2 separate regions of the Homo sapiens genome follow, and region 1 is linked to region 2. Evidence: read pairs that join two places in POLR2A ChIA-PET (ENCODE). Cell type or tissue: CD4-positive, alpha-beta T cell. All regions are shown on one strand. Each heading gives the region's core, and the rest is flanking DNA. Links, peaks and the distances in the headings are about the cores only.

The links. Peaks named below come from ENCODE experiments on the same cell type or tissue, not always from the same donor. Only the 100,000 strongest peaks of a DNase experiment are listed, where the experiment ranks them.
Region 1: POLR2A ChIA-PET joins it to region 2 with 13 read pairs; 11 of 35 experiments call an interaction of 5 or more read pairs at or near these places.

Annotation. Positions count from the first base shown.
Region 1 is chr12:725,466-733,802 of GRCh38, forward strand. LOC101929432 (a long non-coding RNA gene) reads left to right here. Exons shown (of 4, transcript XR_007063153.1): 4 at 2,545-2,821. Among named protein-coding and RNA genes, the nearest start is that of LINC02455, 13 kb to the left of the region's middle. In CD4-positive, alpha-beta T cell, for the core only: no CTCF peak of the experiment used is centred there; DNase peaks (open chromatin) are centred at 926 and 3,496; H3K27ac peaks cover 1,442 bases.
Region 2 is chr12:670,489-678,825 of GRCh38, forward strand. LINC02455 (long intergenic non-protein coding RNA 2455) reads right to left here. Exons shown (of 4, transcript NR_187480.1): 4 at 2,104-4,531. Among named protein-coding and RNA genes, the nearest start is that of NINJ2, 11 kb to the left of the region's middle. RefSeq lists a silencer at 389-597 and an enhancer at 2,979-3,078. In CD4-positive, alpha-beta T cell, for the core only: no CTCF peak of the experiment used is centred there; DNase peaks (open chromatin) are centred at 1,766, 2,974 and 4,143; H3K4me3 peaks cover 455 bases; H3K27ac peaks cover 2,038 bases.

The DNA of each region.
Region 1 (8,337 bases), core at 152-8,151, 55 kb after region 2:
TGGTTTACAACAGGGTTTCCACTCACAGGTTTAAAACTGATTGTGTTTATCATCTATCAGCTTGAATATTATTTCAACCAAGAAACCTCCCCTGATCTCCTTACCTAGAAGTAATCTTTTCTTCCTCTAAGTTTTATTATATGCTTTTTACCTCCACATCATCCATCACTTTCTAAATTTGTGTTATAGTTATTTATGCACACATTTCATCTCCCCTCCTAAACTCTGTGTTTCCTAAAATTTGGATCCATTCTTCCATGGCTTGCTTTGTCCTATAATAAGACAACAGCTACCATGGTTCAAGCAGTTACTTGTGTGCCAAGCCCTTTACACGGACAATCCTGCTTAGGCCTCACAACTACTTCCCATGAAGTATTTTCACCTTCATTTTACAAGTGATAAACCTGAAGTCCCGAAAGATTAATATAATATCTGGTATAATGTGACACAGCTACTGAGTGGTACAGCCTGGATTTGAATTCAAGTAGCCTGACTTGAGAGTCTCTGCTCTTAACCACTGGGCCATAGCACCCCTGAATAACGCTTTCTGCACATTGTCAGCAGTAAAGGTGCAGTGGACACCTGTTACGTGAATTCATTAATCAGTTCATTCATGATCCAAGGATGTTGGGCAGCTGTTAGACCATCGCAGTTTCAGATACCTCTTCTGACCTACACCTTAGGACGGCTAAGGCTCTAAAGGACTTAGGAATAAAATCAGGGTTAGATCCTTTCATATCCAAACCACTATCAAACTGAGTTCTTCCAAGACTAACATTAGGAACGTTAGAGTTAACCCAAGACACTGCTTCACAGTGCCATGCAGACCTAGCCGAGTCTGATAACTTCCTAAAAAGGAGACGTTACACATCTCAAAGAACTGAATTACATAACTCTTTGAACTGTGGTGTTTGTTGTGTGTGTCAGAGGGAGAGGGCAGCCATATCTACCTTGTAGGGTTATTGTGAGGTTTAATGAGATAATGTGAATTGCCCAGAACAGTGCTTGGTACATAGAAAGAACTTCACACGTTAACACTACCCTCCCCTCTAGCCTCATCCCTGCTTTGCAGCTAAGCTGAAAGAAGGCACAAAGCCAAGAGGAGAGATGAAAGATGACAGCTGGCAACACGAGAGATGTTAGTCAGATTCCACAAGGTTACGTGATTGTGAATCAGAGGTGTCAAGGTCCACTCCCAAGGTTCCAAAGAGCAGCTTCTAGTCTTGCAGGAAAAGTTATAGGCAGGAGAGGGATCAGTGAGAGGCCTAATGGAAGAAAAAGGAAGTATTTATTCCTAGCAGAGGGTGAAATTCATCCTTGGGATTCTTTTACTGTGATGAGTGACTATTTTGTTGTCCAGAATTGGATTGGTTTAAGGGCATTCAAAGATCTACAGATCTCACTGAGTTGTCTGCATTTTACTGAGGAATGGGAAGATTAATTGTGGGCACCTGCCAGTCTAGTCATCCCACTTAATGTAACCAGCCCCAGAAAATTCCTCCCTCATTCCAGAAACCACTAAGTCTCTTGACTCTGTGAAGTTTGCACATCTGTCTGGAAAAAGGCAGTTCAGGTCTCATTTTTCCCAAGCAGTAGAAAAAGCCAATCTCAGTAAAGCTAGAAGTTTGTCCTAAGAATCTGGAAGGTTACTTAAAAGATATTTCAATAACCTATGTCTTAGGTAAAGCTCCCCAGAAACAGACTCCTAGACAGAGATGTGCATGCAGGGCTCACTGGTTTGTTGTTCATGGGGAGTACAGAGTGACAACTCTTGGGAGTCAGGGAAGCAGAACTGGACAGAGGGAGAAGCTGAACTATAGTATCATTGCTATAGAGGCTTCAGCTGGGCTTATGGGGCACGGAGTGACAAAAGTGCTAAGTTACCTCCGATGAGGCAACGTGTGGGCCTTTGTATCCATTAGTGACCATTCATTTGATGGTGCCTGACCTCAGGGAAGGGGTGTAGCCTTGTGCAAGGCCCTTGCTGAGAGCCATTCCAAGAGATGGACTCAGCTATGAGGCACCAACAGCTACCAGTGCGAGGATCCGAGTATCCACCATAGCCTGCTGTGCAACTCTGAGTCATATTTAAAACTCAAAATCTGTGAGAAATGCTGGTTTGTTGGCTTATTTTTTATTTTTAGAGACAAGGTCTGTCTCTGTCACACAGGCTAGAGTGCAGCGGCACTTTAACCTTGAATTCCTAGGCTTAAAGAAGCCTACCACCTCAGCCTCACAAATAAGGATTGCTGGAGCCCGGGAGGTCAAGGCTACAGTGAGCTGTGATCATGCCACTGCACTCTAGACTGGGTGACAACAACAACAAAATACCCTTACTTGTCAAACCCTTGGAAGCCCTTGGAAGAAAAGATCAGAGCTTGTTAGGTCTTGGGGAAAAAAAAAAAGAAATAGACAAGCAATATCACCCATCCAGTGGTTCCCCTCTATGGCTGACCCCTTATATTCCCAAAGCATTTTTCTTGCATATATCACTTAGAATCTGTCTTATATTAAATAACTTTTTGTTTTATTTTTGTTTTTCAGAAATCCATTGCTTGCTAATGTTTGTTTGTTTGTTTTTGGAGCTGGTGTCTGGAGCTGGTTCTCCACCTGTTGTGAGTTCCTGGAAAGATCTCAAGACCTATCCCATTTTCCTCCTAGTGAAGGTTGATATTCATAATAGTTGACACTCAGTACAGCACAGACACCGACCAATTCAAACTGACAGAGGTCTTAAGCAATTTTCATGACAATATTGGTGTATAGAGCTGAATATTTGTTCTACACATAGAAGGCATCCAATAAAAAATTTTGAATTGAATTTTATTGGTTTAGTAGTCCTGGCTGTGGTATCTAATGGCCTTCTTTCAGAAGTCAGGCAGCTTTTAATTTTTTTGTCCAAATATGATCATAATGATTTCTTTTCCTCCTTGATTTAGATTCTGCAGGAGTCTGTGAGTAATTTCGAAGAACTTTGCAAAAAACAGGACACTCTGTACCTGCAACGCCCGATATACAGCCTCTAGTCACAAGTATAAGGTTGTTAGGTAAAATATGGCATGCTCAGTTAAATTTGAATTTCAGATAAAAAAGGATAATTTTATAGTATAAGTGTATTCCATGCAATATTTGGAGTGTACTTCAGCTACAGAATTATGTGTTGCTTATTTGTAACTGATAATTAACTGAGCATCCTGTACTTTATTTGTTAAATCTAATAACCCTACTCATGAGTATCTGAATTTAACTTAATTAAAATTTAATTTAAAATTTAGTTCCTCAGTCTACTAGCCACATTTTATGTGCTCAATAGCCACATGTGGCTAATAGTTACCATCTTGAACAGTACAAATATAGAACATTTCCATCATCACAGAACGTTCCGTTGGACATCACTTTTGCCAAGCAAAAGATAGCTTGTAAAAAACTATTTTACAGCTTTTAAAAAAAACTATGTTTGAGGCTGGGAAACTGCCAGGAAACCCTAGAAGGCCCCTTCTGACATAGCCAAGCCACAGTCTTCCTGTTCATCTGTTACTCTTACTGAATATGCAAGGTGTTTGATGAAAAGGTAGAAGGCATCTTTGTTCCAGAAAAACAAGTTGATATGAAAGAAGCAGCTTTGTGGATCTACATTTGTGAAGGCAGTTGTTCTACTTTCCTTCTGGACTACCAGAAAATAAGCTAGCTATCCATCCAAAGCAAGCAAAATTGTAAAAGCTCCTAAATGAAAAATGAGTGTATATCACTTACTAGTATTATTATACATAGATTTTCTTAAATTAATAATCAGAGAGCATCATCAACTAGAATATCTGCTTAAAGCCCAAGTCATTGATTAACTTGGTAAGCACAGCAGAAGTACTGCCTCTCTTAATTAGCCTTTTGGGAGAAACCATGTTTTGAATTGCTGCCTATAGCCCTGGGAATCTTTTAAGAGCAGGAGCCAATTAAGATCTAGAAGAGATATGTGCCAAAAGCTGATTTTTACATATGACTTGGCAAGTCTTAACAGAATCTGGCTGTCATACCAAATGGGACCAGCTAAAAGTGAATGAAACCTATATCAACATGAAATGCAGAAATCATAAAGAAAACAATTGATAGGCTTGACCCAAGATAGTAAAAAGTTGTACATCAAAGTTATAAAAAGTAGGCCAACTAGGAGTTCAAGTCCAGCCTGGGCAACATAGCCAGACTCCACCTCTAAAAAGAAAAAATAAGATATTAAAAGCAAAATAAAGGCAGAGAACTTAAATTTGAACATATTGTTATGTATGTGACATAGTACACATACAGTAAATAGCCACCGTATGAATAAATGCCTATGAAAGAATGTTTGACTTCAGGACTAATCTAAGAACTACAAATTAAAATATGACAGTGATATATCATTTTCACCTGTCAGCTTGGCAATAATGAAAAAAATTAATAGCCAGTGTTGGTAATGGTGAGGAGAAATGTGCCATATACACGTTGTTGATGGGAATGTAAAGCGGTATAAACTTTTTTTTTTTTTTTTTAATTGAGACGGAGTCTCGCTCTGTCCCCCAGGCTGGAGTGCAGTGGCGCAATCTCGGCTCACTGCAAGCTCCGCCTGCCGGGTTCAGGCCATTCTCCTGCCTCAGCCTCTCTGAGTAGCTGGGACTACAAGTGTCCGCCACCACACCTGGCTAATTTTTTGTATTTTTAGTAGAGACGGGGTTTCACCATGGTCTCGATCTCCTGACCTCGTGATCCGCCCGCCTCGGCCTCCCAAAGTGCTGGGATTACAAGCATGAGCCACCGTGCCCGGCCAGTATAAACTTTTTGATGGGCAAGTTGACAACATGTGAAAAACGTTTGTCCAAAACCTTTGACACAGCAATTTTATTTTGAGGTAGTTATTCCAAGAGAATACTTAGAAATGCCCAAAGCTTTGTGTACAATGGCAATGTAGATGATACAGGTATTAGTCTATTCTCACATTGCTATAAATAAATATTTGAGGTTGGATACTTTGTAAAGAAAAGAGGTTTAATTGGATCATGGTTCTGCAGTCTGTACAGGAAGTATAGTGGCATCTGCTTCCAGGGAGGCCTCAGAAAACTTATAATCATGGTGGAAGGCGAATTCAAAGCAGGCCTCTCTTACATGGTGGCAGCAGAAGGAAGAGAGAGAGTTGGGGGGAGGTGCCACACGCTTTTAAACAGCCAGACCTCGTGAGAACTCAATCACCAGAACAGCACCAAAGGGGGAAATCCGTCTCCCATTATCCAGTCACCTCCCACCAGGCCCCGCCTCCAACAATGGGGATTACAATTCAATATGAGATTTGGGTGGGGACACAAATCAATTCGATTTGAGATTTGGGCGGGGACACAAATCCAAATCATATCAACATGTACGTTTTGTGTGTTTGTTGGGTCAATCCGTGTAATAGTCTCTTGACCTTAGTGTTTGCTATAAGACACAGACATGAGATGCCCCTCCTATAGAATGATCCAAGCTGGAGATATGGAAGGAGTTCTGTCATTGGCCTCTGGCATTCTGGCTATATGGTTGGGATTCTAGAACTATCAGTAGCCATGTCTTCACTAGAATGTGGTCAACATGCAGAAGTAGAGAGCAGCTGGAGAGACGGAGAAAGAGAAAGCATACTGGTGTAATATGAGATGATCTATCCTGTTAACCTTAAGGCCAGTGTTTTTTCTTCCTTGCTATGGTTGGATTACGTGAGCCAATTAATTCTACCTCTTTTGCTAAACATAGCATGAATGTAGATGTCTACTTCTTATTAAGATGGAATAACAGTGATCAAATTTGCCTTCCCTTCAGAAATTACTAAACACTTAGACAAATTTTTTTTTGAGATGCAGTTTCGCTCTGTCGCCCAGGCTGGAGTGCAGTGGCGCGATCTCGGCTCAGTGCAACCTCCGCCTTCTGGGTTCATGCCATTCTCCTGCCTCAGCCTCCCAACTAGCTGGACTACAGGCGCCTGCCACCACGCCTGGCTAATTTTTTTGTATTTTTTTAGTAGAGATGGGGTCTCACCGTGTTAGCCAGGATGGACAAAATATTTTTTAAAAAGTAACTGTTTTCAACAAGTGGGACATTGGGCCACGAGGAACAATAATTTATGAGAGATGGGAAACAAAGGAGGTAAGCCCTCTGATTGCCCAGCTTACTGCTTGGAGAGAGTTTCCAGGTGGTGGCACAGAAAGGTGGAACCTCGGCAGAGCCTGGGAGAGCCTGAGGTGAGGAGATGGAGCTGAGAGTTCAGGGCGACCAAGACAGCTAGAGTGGACGGGGCAGAATACCAGATAGGAGAGAACTGTACACAGAGAGAAAAAAGACTCAGCAACAGCAAATCCACAGATCTTCAGAGGGCCCCCCGTGAGTATACAGCAGAGTACTTGGCAGGACATGAATGTGAGGATACTGCCCCAGGCTGGGGACAGAACCACCTGAAAGTATGGAGGCCCCAGTAGATAGAACTCACGTGGGGCCAGAAGTAGTGCCTGTTCCCACCAGGCATATTGGAAATCAATAATTCACAGGGCATGGGTTAAAGTATTCAGGAGGTCTTGCCTCAGTTCTGGACCAAGATTGTCCCTAGCCCAAAGGCTGCTCTGGTTCTGCCTAACAAATCTTAAAAGTAAGACCTTAAAGGATTAAACTGTTTCCAAATAACTGTGTCCCAGAATTAGCTCAAGAATATTTGTGGGACTATAAAAATATCCAGCCCCTAACAGGGTACATTCACTATGAATAATATTAAATAAAAATTACTGAGTGTACCCATAATGAGGAATGTAATTAATCAATCAAACTGACCTGGAACCTATGCAGATATTAGAATTAGCAGTCAAGAACATTAAAATAGTTATTATAACTCTATTCTATATGTTCAAAGAGCTAGGTTGGGCGTGGTGGCTCATGCCTGTAATCCCAGCACTTTGGGAGGCTGAGGCGGGTGGATCACCTGAGGTCGGGAGTTTGAGACCAGCCTGACCAACATGGAGAAACCCTGTCTCTACTAAAAATACAAAATTAGCCAGGCATGGTGGCGCATGCCTGTAATCCCAGCTACTTGGGAGGCTGAGGCAGAAGAATCGCTTGAATCCAGGAAGCAGAGGTTGCAGTGAGCCGAGATCACGCCATTGCACTCCAGCCTGGGCAACAAGAGTGAAACTCCGTCTCAAAAAAAATAAATAAATAAAGCTAGAGGAAAGATTAAATATATTAAGTAGAGACATGGAAGATATTAAAAGAACCAAATTTAACTTTTAGAAATGAAAACTACGGGGGGAGGGGGTAGGGATAGCATTAGGAGATATACCTAATGTAGATGACAAGTTAATGGGTGCAGCACGCCAACATGGCACACGTATACATATGCAACAAACCTGCACGTTGTGCACATGTACCCTAAAACTTAAAGTATAATAAAATATATATATATATAAATTAAAAAAATAAAAAAAAGAAATGAGAACTACAATGTCTGAGATGACGACTCTACTGGATGGGATAAATGACAGATTATCCATAATGTTTTAAAATTTATCCATGTTTTAGTATGTATCAGTACTTCATTCTTTTTTATGCCTGAAAAATATTCGATTGTATGGATACGCCACATTTTGTTTATCTATAATTGATGGACATTTGGGTTGGCTATTATGACTAATACTACTATGAACATTCATGTACAAGTTATTGTGTGGATATATGTTTTTATTTTTTGTGAGTATGTACCTTGGAGTGGAATTACTGGAACAAGCTAGAATTGTCAAATCGTATGGCAACTTTGTGTTGAACCTTTTTGTTGTTTGAGACAGGGTCTTGTTCTATTGTGCAGGCTGGAGTACAGCGGTGCAATGATGGCTCACTGAAGCTTTGACCTCCTGGGCTCAAGCCATCTTCCCACCCCAGCCTCCAAGTAGCTGGGACTACAGGTGTGCGGCACCACAACTGGCTAATTTTTAATTTTTGTTTTTTAGATATGGGGTCTCAGTAGGATGGTCTTGAACTCCTGGGCTCAAGGGATCTTCCTGCCACAGCCTCCCAAAGTGCTGAGATTACAGGCATAAGTAACTGCCCCCAACTTGTGTTGAAGCTTTTGAGGAAGTGCCAGACTGTTTTCCAAGTCAGTGGAACATATATCACCTTATATTCCCACCAACAGTAAATAAGGATTTCAATTTCTCCACATCCTCACCAATACTTATTACTATCTTTTTTTTTTTTTTTTTTTGAGATGAAATCTTGCTCTGTTGCCTAGGCTGGAGGGCAATGGCGCAATCTCGGCTCACTGCAACCTCCGCCTACCAGTTCAAGTGATTCTCCTGCCTC
Region 2 (8,337 bases), core at 107-8,106:
GAAAAGAAAAGAAAAGAAAAGGGAAAAGAAGGTTTACAAAGCACAGTCAAAATTATAGCCACTTATCCAGGCAGCAGACAGGATGCTGGCCCACAGGACCTTTTTAACTGACAAAGTGTTCCTCAGACACCCCACCTATGAAGCATTCTTGCCAAAAATATTGAAACTGAATATGCTCTAGATCTAATTTCCAGTTTATAGGAAACACAGGGAAGACAGGAACATATTACAGACACTCAGGGATGGATTAAGCCTGGGAAATTCTACAGTGCAAACAACCTGACCTGGTTTCTTCAACAAATAAATTAGAGGAAAAAAGAAAAGAAGGAACTCATAGATGAAAACTTAAGAGACAGGCCCGGGTGCAGCCGCTCACATCTATAATCCCGGCACTTCGGGAGGCTGAGGCGGGTGGATCACTTAAGTCCAGGAGTTCGAGACTAGCATAAGGAGATTCTCTCTCTACAAATGATTTTTTAAAAAAGTGAGCCTGGGCTGGGCATGGTGGCTCAAGCCTGTAATCCCAGCACTTTGGGAGGCTGAGGCGGATGGATCATCTGAGGTCAGGAGTTTGAGACCAGCCTGGCCAATGTGGTGAAACCCCATCTCCACTAAAAATACAAAAATTAGCCAGGCATATGGTGCATGCCTGTAATCCCAGCTATCCGGGATGCTGAGGCAGGAGAATTGCTTGAACCCAGGAGGTGGAGGTTGCAGTAAGCCAAGATCGTGCCATTGCACTCTGGCCTGGGTGACAAGAGCGAAACTCTGTGTCGAAAAATAAATTAGCCTGGTGTGGTGGCAAGCAGCTGTATGTAGTTCCAGCTACTCAGGAGGCTGAGTTGGGAGGACTGCTTGAGCCCAGGAATTCAAGGCTGCAGTAATCTGTGATCACACCACTGCACTCCAGCCTGGGTGACAGAGGGAGACTCATCTAAAAAAAAAAAAGACCTAAGAGACATATCAACCAAATACAGCGTATAGACTTTGTTTGGATTATGTTGCAAACAAACCAACTGAATAATAAAACCTATATTGGATAACCAGGGACATTTGAATACTGATTAGATATCTAATATTATTAAGGATATTTTGTTAACTTTAGGTGATATATGGTATTTTGGTTATTTTTATTTTTATTTTTTTTGAGATGGAGTCTCGCTCTGTCACCCAGGCTGGAGTGCAGGGCGCGATCTTGGCTCGCTGCAAGCTCCACCTCCCAGGTTCCAGTGATTCTCCTGCCTCAGCCTCCCGAGCAGCTGGGACTACAGGCGCCCGCCACCATGCCCGGCTAATTTTTTGTATTTTTAGTAGAGACGGGGTTTCACCGTGTTAGCCAGGATGGTCTCGATCTCCTGACGTCATGATCTGCCCGTCTTGGTCTCCCAAAGTGCTGGGATTACAGGCGTGAGCCACCGTGCCTAGTCAGCATTTTGGTTATGTTAATAAAAAGAGTCATTGTTTTTAAAGATATTTTAGATGGAACAATATGATGTATAGTATTTGCTTCAAAATAATCCACTGGTAGGGTGGTGAGTGGGAATACAAATGAAACTAGATTGCTTGTGTGTTGATAATTGTTGAAAATGGGTTTTGGGCACATGAAGATATATTACTCTCTCTGTTTTTGTGTATGTTGGAAAATTTCTACAGCTAAAGGCTTTTCTAAATGGCAGGGAAACCACAAAGTGTTCCTCAGACAGAGATGTCTGAATGTCACTGATGCACTGTGTCTTGAATTGCACAGGGGACTCCGGTCGGGGTGTGGGGAGGATGCAAGCTCGAAGGTGGCAGTGGAGAGTGGACAGAAGAGACAGCAGCCAAGTCTTTAAGACTGGATGGGGACATAGGAATGGAGTTCTGAGTAGAGGATGGAAGTCAGAGTTTAGAGTCTCAAGAAAACCACAACAAACCCTCCAATGGAAGTACCAGTTCAACTACCACTTCATTTTACAAATGAGAGGAGTAGTTCAGTGTCAAGGTGGGACTAGAGACTTACAAGACGAGTTTCCTGGCTATCCCTTTAAATCACACAGATGTATACATTTGAGAGTGTGTGTGTGTGTGTGAGAGAGAGAGAGAGAAACTAATACAGGAGTAGTTGCTTTCAGAGTACTTTATGCTTTCAGAGTACTTTGTACATATTTTATTTTATTGGATCTTCACAATGACCCAGTAGCAATTTACAGATGAGGAAACTAAAACCAAAGTGTCCTGTCCAGGATCACACAGCTGGTGATGGAGCCAGGACTCAGTTTGAGATTTCTTCCTTCCAATTCTTTCTTTTTTAACACAGACCCCCTCAATCCTCAATACATGCACAGCACATGTGCACACACGCACGCACACACACACACATCATTATTGCTACCTGTACGGTGGAGTTCAACATGTTGTTGATAATAACTCACCATCACCTAAGGAGACAGACCTAGTCTTAACTCCTGGTCCTACTATTTACTAGGGGTGTGTGTGTGTGTGTGTGTGTGTGTGTGTGGTTACATAGACTTTGTTTTTTAGAGCTGTTTTAGGTTCTCAGCAAAATCAATCAGAAAGTACAGAGAGTTCTCCTCTATCACCCCAACTCATGGCCTCCCCCACTGTCAACATCCCACACCAGAGTGGTACATTTGTTGCAATCATTGAACCTACATTGACACATCATTATCACCCAAAGTCCACAGTTTACATTAGAGTTCACTCTTGGCATGATACATTCTGGGGGTGTTGACTAGCTGTGTTTTTGAGCAACTTACTTTGCTTCCTTTCTCCCTGTGAAGATGGGATCGTAGTGCCTACTTTAGAAAGATCACTATGAGAACTAAATTAAATCAGATCATGCATATCAAGCAAATTACCTGCCTGGCACAGGGTAAAAGAACCCAGTAAATGGAGCTGATGTTAATATTCATGCAAATCCCCTCACTATGAGCCCAGCTGTGTAACTGCTGAATCTTCCCCTTGTTCTCTTTGATCTCAGCCCAGAACCTCTCGTTTGCACCTGGATGACTCGGCCAGAGATGATTTCTAGAAGTTCCTTAAAGATATTAGTCTGTGGGCTGGGCACGGTGGCTCACACCTGTAATCCCAGCACTTTGGGAGGCCGAGGCGGGTGGATCACCTGAGATCAGGAGTTTGAGACCAGCCTGACCAACATGGTGAAACCCCGTGTCTACTAAAAATACAAAAATTAGCTGGGCATGGTGGCGGGCGCCTGTCATCCCAGCTACTCAGGAGGCTGAGGTGAGAGAATCGCTTGAACCCAGGAGGCAGAGGTTGCAGTGAGCCGAGATTGTGCCATTGCACTCCAGCCTGGGCAACAAGAGCAAAACTCCATCTCAAGAAAAAAAAAACATGTATTAGCCTCTGAAGATTTACTGTGCTGCTGAGAGGAACTTAAAGTTTGGTTCTTGGGGAAAGAGCTGTTAGGTAAGCTGGGATGCAATAGACATAGGTTCACAGAATGAACCCTTATGGTGGGCTGTGGGACAAAAAAGTTTCCAATTTGGACCCCTCACCAAGAGAAACAGAAGGGGAAGAGAAAGTACAGGAGGGAAAAATCAAAGCGTGGGGGCGAGCTGCTGCTTTTAGCCATGGTGAAGGTGAAATCAGGAAACTTCAGTGGGGTTTGTCAAAGAAGACCTTCAATACATACTATGAACTATGGAATATGCAAAACGAGAACTATTTTGTGCATTTCTACCCCCTTCTCCTTCATACTGTTGACCTTCAGGTGCCTACACAGGGTAGCTGGGGGAAATTAAAAGGAGCAGAGCTTCCAGCATTTTTTCTTTTGTGAACAACCCTGGTAAAAAGATTTTGTGCCAACGGTTCTTGGTTTCTCCTCTGACAACCAGTTCCTTCCCCTGCTATTCTTACAGCATTCAGAGTCTGCACAACAGCACTGACATCCCTGCTTCATGTGCAACTGTGAGTACCCATCTGTAAGCCTTTGAGAACAGGGACTGTGGCTTCTACTTCTGAAACTCCCACAGCAGTGAGCCCCTGCAGATAAGCACATACTAACTGATACTGGGCTTCTGAGGGGGGGCCCCCTTCTGCATAGTGTAGTGCTAGGTCCCCAGATCAAGTCAGATGCCAACGAGATTCTTGTTAGAAAAGCTGTGGGTAACACAGACCCAAGAGAGTGGGGTGCAAAAATGGAAATGCAGTTTCCTGAACATTGTCATAATGTGACATCGATTGCTGTGTGATCTTACGTGAGTCATTTCCTTCCCATCTGTTACCTTGGTTTCACTCATCTGCAGAATGAGAACAGTTTTGTAAAGGCACATGCATATATTCATTTTTTTTCCTGATTAGAAAAGTAATATATATTTCTTGTAGAAAATATAGAATATACAGAAGAATGTGTGAGAAATAAAAGTTCCCACTTAAAACCACCCGGAGGCCAGACACAGTGGTTCGCGCCTGTAATCCCAGCACTTTAGGAAGTTGAGGTTCGAGGTGGGTGGATCACTTGAGTCCAGGAGTTCCAGACCAGCCTGGGCAACATGGCACAATCCTGTCTCTACAAAAAATATAAAAATTAGCCAGACGTGGTGGCACATGCCTAGTCCCAGCTACTTGGGAGGCAGAGTTGCAGTGAGCCAAGCTTGTGCCACTGCACTACAGCCTGGGCGACAGAGTGAACCCCCCACCCCCGCCCCAGAAAAACAAAAAAGGAAAAAGAAAACCATCCAGAGATTAAACATTGTTTACATTTCGGTTTACTGCTTTTTGTTTTTATTTATTTCTATTAAACATTTGATGTAGGCCGGGCGTGGTGGCTCACACCTATAATCCCAGCAATTTGGGAGGCTGAGGTGGGTGGATCATTTGAGGTCAGGAATTCGAGACCAGCCTGGCCAACATGGTGAAACCCTGCCTGTACTAAAAATACAAAAATTAGCCAGGCGTGATGGCGGGCGCCTGTAGTCCCAGCCACTCGGGAGGCTGAGACGGGAGAATCGCTTGAACCCAGGAAGTGGAGGTTGCAGTGAACCAAGATCACGCCACTGCACTCCAGCCACAGTGACAGAGCAAGACTCTCTAAAAATAAAAATAAAAATAAAAAATAGAAAATAGAAAAAATTGATGTAATTGGTTTATTGCTTTTTAATCTTTTCTGTGTGTGTGCCGTGTGTGTGTAATTTGCGGAGTCCAGTGCAAAATGAAAACCTAGGCCCCTTGTTCCCAAATTATGAGGAACTTCAAGAAGGCCACAGCAGAGCATTGAACCCACTCTGGAGTCCTGTTTGACTGCGTGGTCACGTGCCCATGAAGTGGGCTCTTTGTATTCCCTACTCAGAATAATAAGATCATTTATTGAGGGTTCTCTGTGTGTCAAGTATTTCATTTAATTAGTTATAATTTAATTCAGCTTCTTTGATATAAATACAATTCTTCCCCCTCCTCATTTTTGCAGATAAAACAACTGGGGATCAGAAAGTTTAAGTAGCTTGCCCAAGTTCATACAGCTAGTCAGGGCAGAGACAATATTCATACCTGAGTCTTTCTGGCTTCAGGTCTGTGCTTTTAACATTGCAGCACATTCCCTCTAATATTAACTTTTTTTTTTTTTTTTGAAACGGAGTCTCGCTCTGTTGCCCGGGCTGGAGTGCAGTGGCACGATCTCGACTCACTGCAAGCTCCGCCTCCCAGGTTCACGCCATTCTCCTGCCTCAGCCTCCCGAGTAGCTGGGACTACAGGCATGAGCCAGTGCGCCCGGCCCTCATATTAACTTTTATAAATTCATTTAAAAATTATTAATAAAGTTGAGATTATACTATACATAAAATCTTATATTGCATTTTTTTTCATTTTATATCACGATTGTTTTTTCTTCCTCTGTTATTAAACAGAGGAGAAAAACTGCGGCTATTTATGAGAAAGAGTGAAGTCTAAATGACAAAGCTCTGAGAAGAATTTCATTGCAAGATTAGATTAAATACAAAACATCAATGATCCAAAGCAGGAGCACGTGGTCAGTGGAGACTTGGCAAAGGCTAGGCTGCTGTATTTAACCCACAGCCCCCGACTGATAAATAGAATATAAACATCTCACTCTCCCTGCTCTGAACATCCTCCACATTAAAGAGGATACCTTTGCAGATCCCCGACAGTCAAGATTTCTGTCCAATTTACTTTTCACAAAAGTAAAAGTTTCATTGTAAAATGAAAGCAATGGGTCCTTTTTCAAGCATAAATAATATTATATGGAATATAAGTTTCAACCTCCTCCTTACACACACACACACACACACACACACACGCTCGAATACCCTTATGGGGGTGTGCAGCCCCGTCTTCCTTGGCAATCACTGAGTTATATGTAAAACAGAGCCAGTACTGAAGGTAATATTAAAAATGTTACTATGCACCACTGCAGACTTTGGGAAACTGACTTACTCTCTCTAAGTCTGAGGAGCCATGTGTGTAAAATAGAGCTCATAAGAGCTACCTCAACAGAATGAGGAAAGAACCTAATGGGTAGGCTTTTCCTGAAGCTGGGACTTCTAAGCCAAGAGTCAAGCTTAGGTTACTGCGCATTAGATTTTCTTTGTAGGCCTTAATTCCTCAACGAAAACTGCAACCATGGTTAGGGTCCCTGGGATCTGGGGCTGAGGAACTGGGGGAGAAGAGGAGTAAGGCCTATTCTTGTACCCATCTCCTTTTGTTTGTCACAGTTCTTATTTTCTAGGGAACTGTGGTTAAAAGGAAGACAGAGTACAGCTACCTTTTAGGGAGAGAAAAAAACCAAAACACAATCCTCAGCTTTCAAGGTGTATGAGGGAGAGAGCACCAAGGTAGTGATTTACCCCTGAAGTCAGCTGAGTCTTGGGGAATTTAAGCAGCTAAGGGACACAAGCTTCAGGCCACAGAAAGTGAGGACCACTGGGGCAGGAAAAAAAATCCCTCTTCGTTTGGTGTTAAGTTTCCACCTATCAAAATGCGTCTTTCTAGATGACTTGCTGCCCTTTGCTGGCAAGCTCTCCCAATGTTGTGCAAAGAGATTTAATAAGAAATAACAGGCTGGGCATGGTGGCTCAGGCCTGTCATCCCAGCATTTTGGGAGAACAAGGCAAAAGGATCACTTGAGCCCAGGAGTTTGAAACCAGCCTGGGCAACATAGCAAGACCCCGTCACTACAAAAAACAAATAAAAATAATTAGCTGAGCATGGTGGTAAATTATAGTGAGCTATGATTATGCCACTGCACTCTGGGTGACAGAGCCAGACCTTATCTCTAAAAAAAAAAAAAAAAAGGCCGGGAACGGCGGCTCACAGCACCCAGCACTTTCGGAGCACTTTGGGAGGCTGAGGCGGGCAGATCACCTGAGGTCGGGAGTTTAAGACCAGCCTGGCCAACATGGAGAAACCCTGTCTCTACTAAAAATACAAAAATTAGCCAGGCGTGGTGGCGCATGCCTGTAGTTCCAGCTACTCAGAAGGTTGAGATGGGAGAATCACTGGAACCCAGGAGGCGGAGGTTGTGGTGAGCTGAGATCAGGCCATTGCACTCCAGCCTGGGCAACAAAAGTGAAACTCTGTTTCAAAAAAAAAAAAAAAGAAAGAAAAAGAAAAAGAAAAAGAGGGCCGGGTGCGGTGGCTCATGCCTGTAATCCCAGTACTTTGGGAGGCCGAGGCAGGCGGATCATGAGGTCAAGAGTTTGAGACCAGCCTGGCCAACATGGTGAAACCCCGCCTCTACTAAGAATACAAAAATTAGCCAGATGTGGTGGTGCATGCTGTAATCCCAGCTACTGGAGAGGCTGAGGCAGGAGAATAGCATGAACCTGGGAGGCGGAGGTTGCAGTGAGCTGAGATCGTGCTATTGCACTCCAGCCTGGGCAACAGAGCAAGACTCCATCTCAAAAAAAAAAAAAAAAAAAAAAAAGAAAGAAAAAGAAAAAGAAATTAAAAAAAAACATGATTAGACTTTAGATACATACAGTGCCTGTCCGGTGTTCCCCCCAAATCTGTCTCCTGAGGCCCAGCAGGCACGTAACCCCAGGTCACTCACAGTGAATGAGGAAGGGATGGCGATGGGTGGGCCCCTGTGTTTGGAGGCTCTGACGCTGTTCTCTCATGCACTCTTCCCACTGTGCCCCAGCTGGGAGTTTTTTTCTCTTTCTGCTCTTTACTAGCACTCCTCTGGTGCCCTTTTCTCTCTCTCTTTTTGTACCTTCTTCAAGAGGCTGAGGTCAAGCCCTTTTCTCATTAAGACTAAGTAACCTGCGGACAGAACCTCTGTGTTCTCCAAATGTTTTCCTATAATGTCGTCACACATGGGTCACAGGACGACCCTGCGTACCCCTTTATTTCACAGACCA